Regions from separate parts of the Homo sapiens genome. Here all the other regions are linked to region 2. Evidence: chromatin contacts called from ENCODE Hi-C or POLR2A ChIA-PET data. All regions are on one chromosome and are shown on one strand. Each heading gives the region's core, a stretch centred on a gene start or an enhancer-like site at or near the end of the contact. The rest is flanking DNA. Distances are from core to core; before and after follow the strand shown. Region 1 overlaps KCNH7 (potassium voltage-gated channel subfamily H member 7). Region 2 holds the start of GCA (grancalcin). Region 3 holds the start of DPP4 (dipeptidyl peptidase 4).

Evidence for each region. A loop is a pair of places that touch in the nucleus more often than their neighbours do. ChIA-PET counts read pairs that join two places held with the same protein, here RNA polymerase II (POLR2A). Pooled maps may share reads with other maps.
Region 1: a map with no recorded cell type shows a loop between it and region 2 (4-fold over the local background). The contact joins the enhancer-like site here to the promoter of GCA in region 2. A Hi-C loop is called at or near these places in 1 of 168 maps with a recorded cell type or tissue (breast epithelium), 8 of 37 single-sample maps with no recorded cell type and 4 of 50 pooled maps. POLR2A ChIA-PET finds 5 or more read pairs at or near these places in 1 of 52 experiments (Panc1).
Region 3: a pooled map shows a loop between it and region 2 (5-fold over the local background). The contact joins the promoter of DPP4 here to the promoter of GCA in region 2. A Hi-C loop is called at or near these places in 4 of 37 single-sample maps with no recorded cell type and 8 of 50 pooled maps.

The regions. Positions count from the first base shown.
Region 1 is chr2:162,731,500-162,734,746 of GRCh38, forward strand. All of the region lies in intron 2 of KCNH7 (potassium voltage-gated channel subfamily H member 7), which reads right to left. Among named protein-coding and RNA genes, the nearest start is that of KCNH7-AS1, 36 kb to the right of the region's middle. RefSeq lists enhancers at 507-686, 717-926, 1,833-2,062. Within about 2 kb of position 1,617, at least 3 of the 41 ENCODE cell types and tissues checked have a DNase peak (open chromatin) inside an H3K27ac peak, as active enhancers do.
Region 2 is chr2:162,342,744-162,346,035 of GRCh38, forward strand. It overlaps GCA (grancalcin), which reads left to right and starts at 1,389. Exons shown (of 8, transcript NM_012198.5): 1 at 1,389-1,532. The coding sequence starts at 1,506. RefSeq lists enhancers at 946-1,175, 1,028-1,197 and silencers at 1,226-1,375, 1,616-1,695.
Region 3 is chr2:162,072,263-162,075,674 of GRCh38, forward strand. It overlaps DPP4 (dipeptidyl peptidase 4), which reads right to left and starts at 1,953. Exons shown (of 26, transcript NM_001935.4): 1 at 1,714-1,953; 2 at 1,137-1,224. The coding sequence starts at 1,719. It overlaps DPP4-DT (DPP4 divergent transcript), which reads left to right and starts at 2,595. Exons shown (of 3, transcript NR_147697.1): 1 at 2,595-2,673; 2 at 3,216-3,349. RefSeq lists enhancers at 1,472-1,671, 2,106-2,803, a silencer at 1,822-2,081 and a promoter at 2,358-3,412.

The DNA.
Region 1 (3,247 bases), core at 367-2,866, 390 kb after region 2:
AACTTGTGCTACAGGTATTAATTTGGGTGAATAAACAAATAGTGATCAAGAAGTTCACAGTGCAGAAAGTAGAGCTATTTTATAATATTTTATAAAACAAGCAATATGATACCTTATTTTTATGGATATTTGCTATGAAATGTCCATGAAAATATTTATGAAAATATAAAATATTTATGAAAGCACATAAATATTTATGAAAATGATCTATACTAAATTTAGGGTTGCAGATACATCTGAAAAGGTTATAACTTTATAGAGGGCAGAGGAATACAATTAGAGGGAGTATATTTAAAAACTGAAATAATTGCAGCAAAAGTTAAATTTAGTAAAGCTGGATGGTAGGTATAGGGATATCAATTATATTACTTTCTGTGTTTGAAATATTTACTAATTACAAAAATATAAATATAAGAAGAAGCCTGTGGGCTTAGAAACTTGAACTGTTAACTCCTGGCAGATAAAGTTGGCAGAATTAAGGCACTTGAGTTTTCAGCTAAATGGCAAAGTAAGTTAACAGTAAGCAACTACAGACACTAGGCAGATGTTGAAGGGGCTTTCTAGGGATACCTTGCTCTCCTCTGTGGCCATAGGGATATCACTGTCCAGAGTGGTGTAGGGAGCAAGATGCACTGGCAGTGGGCAAATTCTAGGACGATTTAGAGGGACTACGTGTGAAGAGGATGGCAATACTCTTCTCCCTTTTCTGTAGCAAAGTATCTCCTGAGCTGATATTAGTAGTTAAGGGGACATTCGACTCATGACGTGACAGCCTCTGATGCAGACTGTGAATGAGAATGCCACCAATGATCAAGGACCTGTGAAACCAAAAGGTTTTATATAGAAAAGGAAACCGAAAGTAAGTTAAGCAGGTACCCAATATATAGATATCTTATTCTTTGATCTCTTTCTTCAAAAGGTATACTACCTTAGAGTTAGTATATTCATATGGATAAGGAGCGTTTCACATTTATCCAGTTACTGGTTAAAGATAGAGTGCTTTAAAAGTCACATTTTAGGGATCTGGTAGGTAGAACTAAACTGAATGCAAGGTACAATGGAAGGAAGATAGAATTGAGAATCCTGTGGTCTGCATTTTCAATTATAAGGTGCACTCACATCAGCAAGTCACTGCTTCTTTGAACCTCAATATCCTCATTTGTAATAGTAAAATTATAATTGTTAATATCTGTCTCAAAGGATTACTGTGAGGTTTGAATAGCATGATGAGATATGGGCAGTAGCTCTTTACAAGTTTTGGGTACTTTTGTTATGCCTGTTAGAAATAGAAATTTCTCCCACTTGTAAGCTGCTGATTCAGGAAAGTGTGGGTATCTCTTTCTACACCTCCATCATTATTCAGAAACTGTGGTCAGTGAGCCAGATTTTGCCTGAAACAATGTTTTGTTAATCTGGCACTTTGTTTTAAAATACTTGAATTCATTGATAACATTTGAAATACAAAGATTTTATATAAAATTCCAGATTCAGAGCTTGTCTCGAAAATTTGGCATATTTAGCAACAGTGGGAGTCCATTCCTTTCAGACCTGATATAAATTCTTATACTACACATGGTATTAGAGCTCTGGGGCCAGGACTTTCCAGGAAGTGGGCTTGGCTCTCAGAGCTATGAATCGACAATCATCAGCTCCCAGCTTCTTTGAAAAAACAGGTTTGGTGACTAGGTTGCCAATCCTGTGTGAAAGCAAATAAACTAGAGCTGAGTAGTTAGCATGGATCGTTCCCAGATTCTCTATTGTCTATATTTTGTCTTCTTTAAACGTATTACTTTAGCCCATGTAGATTACATTATTGTTCAAAATATTTGTTAAACCCCTCCCTATTGCAGGATTGTTTCTGCCCAACTCATTGACATCAAGCTTGGCCACATAACTTGCTTTGGCTAATGAACTGGGAAATATACCACATCTAAGCAGAAGCAGTAAGAGCCATCATGTAAATCTGCCTTCTGTATTTTTCCCTCAGCCAAGGGATCAGGATTTCCCCAGATGGGGGATGATCTTCTAGTCTATTCTCAGAACAAAGATAATACAAAGCAGTGCTGAAACAGACTCATGACGTGCATGTAGCATGAGCCAAAAGTGATTGTTATTGTGAGCCTCTGAGACTTTGGTATCATTTTCCATCACAGCAGAACTTAGCCTAAGCTAACCCATGCATCTTTTCAGCTCCTTTGGCATTTTATTTTGTCAGCCATCAGCAGCAATCTCCTGCCTGCCTAAAAAGAAGGAGCATTTGATCCAGTGATCTGAACCTGATTTTTTTTTAAGAAAGGGAAGTGAATAGAACAAGATAGAAATATCCACTTGTTATGTAAAATGGTATAAATATTTCCTCCTTAGTTTGTCATCTAGAGTAAATTGAATGTAAATTAATATTAACTGAAGTCTCACCATGTACCAGGTATTTTTCATACTTTACCTCATTTAAACCACCAGCATTACTTAAATGTATAGTTACTGCTTTCCCCAGTTTTCAAATAAGTAAATTGAGGCTCAGAAATTTAAATAACTGGCAGTGACTATAATTTGAATGGATATATTTTTTGGTCCAAAATTTATGTTTTTTTTTTCTAAACTCATTCCATTATTAAATTGTGGATTCTAGGAAGTCTTATTCAAAAAGCTCTACATAATAATATGGTAGCATTTTTGAGTAGAAATAGTAATTCCTTCATGAATCTGGGATATCACATGATAAAATTTATTTTTTTCCCTCCTGGAACAAAGATAAATACTATGTATAGGAAAATATGGTGGCTCTCTCTTTTTTTATAATGCTGCATATTATCTGTAAAAGAATTAACAATTTAGAGAACTATGCTTTGTTTTTAGATTATGACCTTTTTATGTTTTTATAACAATTTTTAATGAGAAATTATAGTGATCATAGATGTTAATTTTATGTAATGTCTTCATCTGCAAGCACTAAAGCGACATGGTGTCAGCTCTCACTTTTTGTCGATATTGCGTTTTTCCTGCCCATATATGATGGGATGTATTTTGAAACATTATGCTGTTTTTTTCCACCATGATTCTCTTCAACATGAAAGCCCTTCCTCCCAGAAAGATAGTGTGGCACTCCTTGCCTTAGGTACAGATTTTTAAACAAAAATTGAGTGTTTTGTGTTTCAAAATGGACTTTTCAAACTCATGGCATAAATCATTGGAGAGCATTTTTTTTTTTAATTTCAAAACCATGGCTTTAAATATTAAAAGCCAGAGC
Region 2 (3,292 bases), core at 139-2,638:
ATTGTAAATGTAAACACTCAATCCTTCCTAAGCAGTTCTTTGAATATGTAGTTAATCCGTTGGAATAAAATTTTGCAATGGTTTGTTCTTTCTAGCGCTTTATCATTTGATACCTTCATAAGCCATGCATTTTTCCCTTTTGCCACGTAGGTTTTACCCTTCCCCTCTATTTATTTATGCCAATAATTTAACCTTAGTGGCTTAAGTATTTCTTACAGCATTGAAGGAACTTACAGACACTTTCCCAAGAGTAGCTAGGACATCGGCAATCTTCCTTTCTCTCTGCTGTTTCCTCTGAGAATTGTTTCACAAGGTCCAACATCCTCTTCTGTAGCATAGCTGAACAACAGATACTCAGCTCTGCAAGGCTGATTTCCTTTGTGAATAGTTAACATTTTTTTGATAGCCTTATTTTTAAGAAACATGTTAGCCCTTCTCTTGTTCTTCAGAGATAACTCAAAATAATATCATTTGGTTTTTTCATTTGTTCATAAGCCAAAGCTACAGCTGCCTTGTCCTTTTAAAGTCAGAGCTACAAAATTCATTTGAGTTCCAGAGATAAATCAGACTTGTCCATTGCTATTACTTAATAAGCCAAAGTAATTGAACATTTAACAAGAGTTTGCCCAAAGGCTGAGTCAGATTATATACAGGACACCGTCTATATTATCAGTGTATAAACAGCAAATAAGTTTTTAGTGTATGTTCACGTCCTGTGCAATATTTGGGACATACTTACACTAAAAAAGTTTATTTGGAAATCAACTTTAACTAGATATCCTGTTTATTTGCCAACATGCCACAATTCAGGTCACCATTTATCTACCAAACAGAATCAATAACCTGTTCGTCCAATGTGGCCTCAAGTGGGTTTTGGCGCAGAAGCACTCCTCCTGGACCACAGGTGTGGTCCTGGTTGCAAAGTTTTGATGTGACATCAACACTACACAAAAGTAAATGTAACTGCAAAATTTTGAAATTCACAGATGGGTCTTTGAAGTCCAGCTCAAAAGCGTGGAGGGCTGGTTAAAATAAGTCACAGACTTGCCGGTTTGGGGTTTCTAGAAAGAAAAGTAACTTGAGGAGTTGAAGGCTTGTAGAAGACCTTTCCACAGAGAGTGGGAATTCCGTTGCAGCAGCCAAGGCTTCTTCGGGATTTAGAAGGAGAGCGCGCGAGAACCTGAGGGAGCCAGTAAGAGTCGAGCAGGGACTGGAGGGCTCCCGATGGGGTGTAGCCAATCAGGGCAGAGATGGGTGGGGCTAGGCTGCGGGAAGGGGCGGACTGCAGCTGAGTTGGCTCCAAAGTGTGGGACTCAGCCAATCGGAACCGTGCAGGGCGGGGCTGGCCTGCGGAAGGGGGCGGGTTCGGAGGAGTGAACTGTGCGGTTAGTGCGCCTTTCAGCCTCACCTGCAGCTGCGCCTCCTTGCACCTGCGCCTGTGCTTTTTCTCCCAGCACTGCGGACGCGACTCGAGGGTGACGCTCGCTCCGCTCGTCCCGCTCGTCATGGCCTACCCGGGATACGGAGGAGGGGTGAGTCCCAGCCGCTTGGTCGTGTCCCTCTTCCTCGCGGGGTGTGGCGCCCCCGGGGGCGGTGCCAACGTGCGGGTCCGCCCTTGGCTCCTGCTCCCTGCGTCCGCGCCTGGTACTCGGCGGCGCCGGATTCCGGGGCTGTTGGGGGCCAGGGCCTGGGCGAGCATTGATCCTGGGCTGACTTGGAGCCGCAGGTTTTCTGGTCGTTGAGGACCCTCGAGGAGCGTCCTGGTGGAGCCGAGGGAGTAATGTGTGTTTGGAAATTTATTTCCTGGAATGGAGGAACAAGCCACCCTCTTCTTGTTCCAGTAATCGTTTGTGGTACTTCCCTCCCCCGCCCCCCACTCAGTGTTGCTAGAGATCCTCTTTTTGAATTTCCTGACCACTTCTTGTTCTTTAAGTTCCTTATGAATAAATTAAGGTGTACGGTAAATAACTCCTAATCTTTACTGTTATACGAAGGGCAATCTGTTCTAGACTCCCCCGCTCGCCCCCAGGCGGGGGGAAGTTACTCTTTGTTATAACTTTTATCCTGCATCACCTTTGGGAGTTGCAAGTTATAATCGTAGAGTCCTGGTGGCTAGCCCCTTCTTTTCAGAAAGGAGCCCAAACCTTTAGTATCGATGTCAGTGATCTACACGCTGTGTTAACAGAGTTAACAGTAGTTTGATCCATTGCGGTGTGGGTAGAATATAATATATTTTCTATTTGTTTTTTACCTAAAAAGAGAAATTGTGTTTTACTGATTTTAATATAGGACTTGACTTTGGGCTATGGTTGTGGTCTTCAAAAGAGTTACTCCTACCCCTTGGAGTTCATGGTGGTGGTGGTGGTGGTGGTGGTGGTGGTGGTGGTGGTGGTTGTGGTTGTGGTTGTTGTTGTTGTTTTAGGATATGAATTTCCAGGTCCTCAACTTCCACACATACTTGTTCCTAAAATTGATTTGCTTTCCTTAAGACTTGCCTCAATCCCCTCTGGCACCGTCCACTTTGTAATGCCTATGCCTCCTCAGTCCTTAAATTTAGGAAGGAAGTTTAAGGTACCTAAGGAAAGTAAAGCCCCTTCGAAGATTAATCAAGATAGCATAAACCTGTGGGTCTTTAAAAACGTCCCTAGCGTATACGTATTTTCATTTGGTTGAAGCTATCTGTTAGAAGTTTGTATATTTACTCCTCTTGGTATGCTCTGAATTCATATATGTATGGTAGAGTGAGGTGGCAAGAGTAATACATTTTCATTCAAATAATTTGGTGCTTCCTTACCCACTTTTGTCAGAGTGCTTGAATTTGATGGAGAGTTCCACGACACAATAAAGAGAACGTCTGTATGTGTTTTGAATATTTAAATCCCCTTTTCCATGAATTTAAAATAAACAACTCTTTTCAGCTGTTGTCATGCTCATTATTAATCGCCGGAAAGAGAAGTACCCTCAATAGCTGAAGCAATATATAGATTAGAGGCACTGATTTTAAAAAATGTAATTGAAATATTTTAAGATACATTGGATAAAATTTTGGGATAAAACTTACATGATTTCTTTAGTAGGAGAATATTAATAAGATAGTTGAGACGTTTATAAATCCTGTTAAAGGAAACCCATGCCTTATTAATGTTTCTTATATTCTTTTAACAAAATATAAAATGTCAGCTGCTAGACCTAATTGTTTTGATAGTATACTTTTATCTAATTAAGTGCATGATTTATCTCTGTAGGAGATGCATTTCCAATAGATTTTTACTTTCTTCTTTTAAGAATTGTT
Region 3 (3,412 bases), core at 703-3,202, 270 kb before region 2:
CACAAAGAGTTGCTTTATGAAAATAGTTATATTTTAACAGTCCACAAGAGTCAAGCTTAAGTGGACTGTCATTTAATGGTATAAAATAGTAGCAACCACTGGTTTCTTCAAATTTCATTAGCAGTAGGTCAACCCATTCAGTTATTTAACCTTTGGCACATTTGCCCTGGCCTTGAATTGCACAGCAAGCATGGTTTTCATAGCTCTACAATCTAATTCTGAACTGTCATCCTAAAATCTAGATAAGACTCCTTGAGTATGCAAGCACTGACTATACATTCCTCAGTTGACTAAATCTTCCAGAGAGAATGCTTTAACTGGCTGACTAATTTATAGTGTGTAATGCTGAAATGAAAGCAAGTGTTTAAAAGGAAAGTAAGGCCAGGGGAGACTGAAACTAGTAGTTCTCACTTGCTTGCATCCTACAGTGAGTATTCCATTATGTGAGTGTTTTATACATTTAGGCAAGCTAAAAAGACATGAAAGTCCTTAAATAAAAGAATCCACCAAAACATCACTGATTCCAGACCCTTCTTAAATATTATCGTGTATACCAGCTTTATTATTTAGCTCTGCAATACTGCTAAATTGGTCAATTACTTCCCTGCCTCCCCACCCTCCAACTGAATTCTCACCACCCTTGAGGGAAAACAGTCTGGGTTCCCTGTGGAACATCATTTCTCAAAACTGTATTTTGGGGCTTGCTTTCTCATTTTTCCTTTCCATTTCAGATATCCTTACTGCTGTCTTTGGGCTCTTTAAACACTGCCTTTTTTCCTTTTTCGATCACACCCAAAAACTTTTCTCAAAAATTACATGTAAATTTAAAAATTTACAAATTAAATTTAAAATTGAAATTTTAAAAATCCCGACTCTCCCTAATTTCAGGAAGCATGCATTTATTATACATAACAAGACGTGAAAGCCGCAAGAGTTTCAGCCTAAACACTGAAGACCCCGCGAAGTGAATCCAGCTGCTGCTCTACAAGCAGCAACAACAACTGGGAAGCCTTCTCAGCTACACTTCGGGGCACTGGTCCAACCCCACGCAAAATCCCTCGTTTCCCTTAGCGTGGTAAGACGGAGCCTGACCTGAGCTCCAACTGTCCTATCTTTTTCAAATGTTTCAAACTTACTGCCTTTGTTCAGCAGAACCACGGGCACGGTGATGATGGTGACAAGCGCAGCAGCACCCAGCAGTCCCAGAAGAACCTTCCACGGTGTCTGCAAGCCGAGCAGATCAAGTCCAATTAGAGGGAAGCGTGTGGCCCCAGTTTCCGTAGGAGGGTCGGGGCTGCTCCAGAGGCAGCAGGATTTGCAGGTGGGAGTGCGTTAGAAGAGGGAGACCGCGGGCTGGGGGTGGGGGTGGCGTCTGGAGTGCGCCAGTTGGAGTTCTCTAAGGCGGGTGCCCTTGAACTTGTGCCTTCAGAGCACATTAGCGTTGGTTTCTCTACCCCTGCCCGGGTTCGGGCGTGCGTTCTGTGAGTGGCTCTCCGGGACATTCAAAGCTCGACGCCAGGGTCCTAGCAGAAGCCAGGGTCCGAAAGCTAAGCGAGAGCTCTGGGACGTCCCTTCACCTGTCAGAGGGTGGCCTTGGGGCTTCCGCCTAAGGGGAGTCCCTGGTCCGGTTTCGCCAGCTTTTGGGCCATTTGGGGAGTTTGGCGAAGAGGTCCCCACAGCTCGCCCCGGGGACGTACGTGGCGCGGCACTCACCTTCATCGTCGGCGTCTCCTCGGAAGTGAGCGTTCAGAGAAGGAGCGCAGGCAGAAGTCACCGCGGGCGGCGGAGACGCGCGTCCTGCACCGCTGCTCCGGGCGGTGGAGTCACTCGCCGCTGGCAAGTTTCGGCCCCGAGTTAAACATTAGTGAGCGCCGAGCCCGCTGGGTATAAAGGCGCCGCGGGCAGGCTGCAGGGCAGGCGGCGCGGGAGCAGGCGCGCGTGGCGCGGGGCACTGGCATCCCGGCCGGGGGGAGCCCGCGAGGGCCCCCTGAGGGCGGTGTAGGGCGCTGGGCGGCAGCCGGGGCGCAGAGTGCGGGGCCCGGAGGAGCCGTGGGGGAGGGGAAAGGGCGCGCGGCCTCGGATGCGCAGACCCTGGGCCGGCGACTCGGGGACCCTGCTCCCTCTTAGCTAAAAATGACGTCGGCGTTCAGCTCCTCCAACCTCACGTGGACAGGCGAGGGAACCGAGACCCAGAGAGGGCAGGGGACTTTGGCAAACTCACACAGCCCACCGCAGGCAACTGGAACTGAAACCCAGGACTCCGTCTCTTGCCAGTGAAAGTTATGTTAGGAAGCAGTGAGGGGTCTAAAGCAGTATGAAAGGCAAAGAGAAAAGGTGATTGTTCCCTCTTGAATGGCCCTTGGAAGCTGAGTATCTGGATTCACCCTCCCTAGGGAATTTCCCGATTGTCTTGCAGGCTTACACACTCATCAAGATGACAAAAATAATGACAGTAACACTTATGTGGAACTTGACTTTTTCCCAGGTGCTGCTCTAAGCATTTACTGTGTTTGTTTTACAGGAAGGAAGACTGTACACAGAGAATAAATAACTTGGCCAAGCCATTCAGCTAGGAAGTTGTAGATCCTAAATTAAGAGTTCAAGGTCTTAATGGCTACTCTATGCGGCCTCTCATAGTCTTTTCAAGGGTTTTGGAGAAGAATAAAAGATCAGGTATGGCTTCTCCCTCCCCCAGCTCTCTATTGTTCCCTAAAGGATTATTCATTCGTTCATTCATTCCTACATCCTCCCATTTATTCCAGTCATCCACAGATGTTTGAGTGGTTACAATGTGCCAGCCTCCCTTCTAGGTACTGGAGATAAAGTGGGACAAGAGAGGTGAGGTCTGGACCCTTGGCACTTTCACGATAAAATACACAGGTAAACATTTGCCTTTAGGGCCCCCTGTGATTACTTCCACTCTTGCAGATAAGAGGATAAGGCCTCTTCAGCTTGTTCACAGCAGCTGAAAAGCAAAGCCTCTCTGTCAGTAGAGGTAAAAGATTAAGAATGCAGAGTCCGATGGGGCATTACCACATGATTATGAATTAATGCAATTTTCCATCTTTTATTTCCAATCCAGGCATTGCTTTTGAACTCAGTCATCTTTTCCCCCTTGCCCACTAGTTGCTTGTGATACATCAGTATCCTCACTCACCCCCAACTCCAGAGGCTGAAACTAACTCTCCTCCTCCCTCTTCCAACTGCTGAGGAAGATGAGTCAATGGTGTTACTGGACCCTGTGAACTGATGCTGTGAAGAGAGGCCATTTAACACGGACTACGGGGAATGGTGCCACAGGGGGCTCAGTGCTGCCCTTCACTCTCAGCATTTTGCTCACTCAGCATTGGTAAGCCACATCAGCCTCGGTGAAGGAAGTCTGGAGAGTTAAGCCTGTGCTTCATCTCCATGC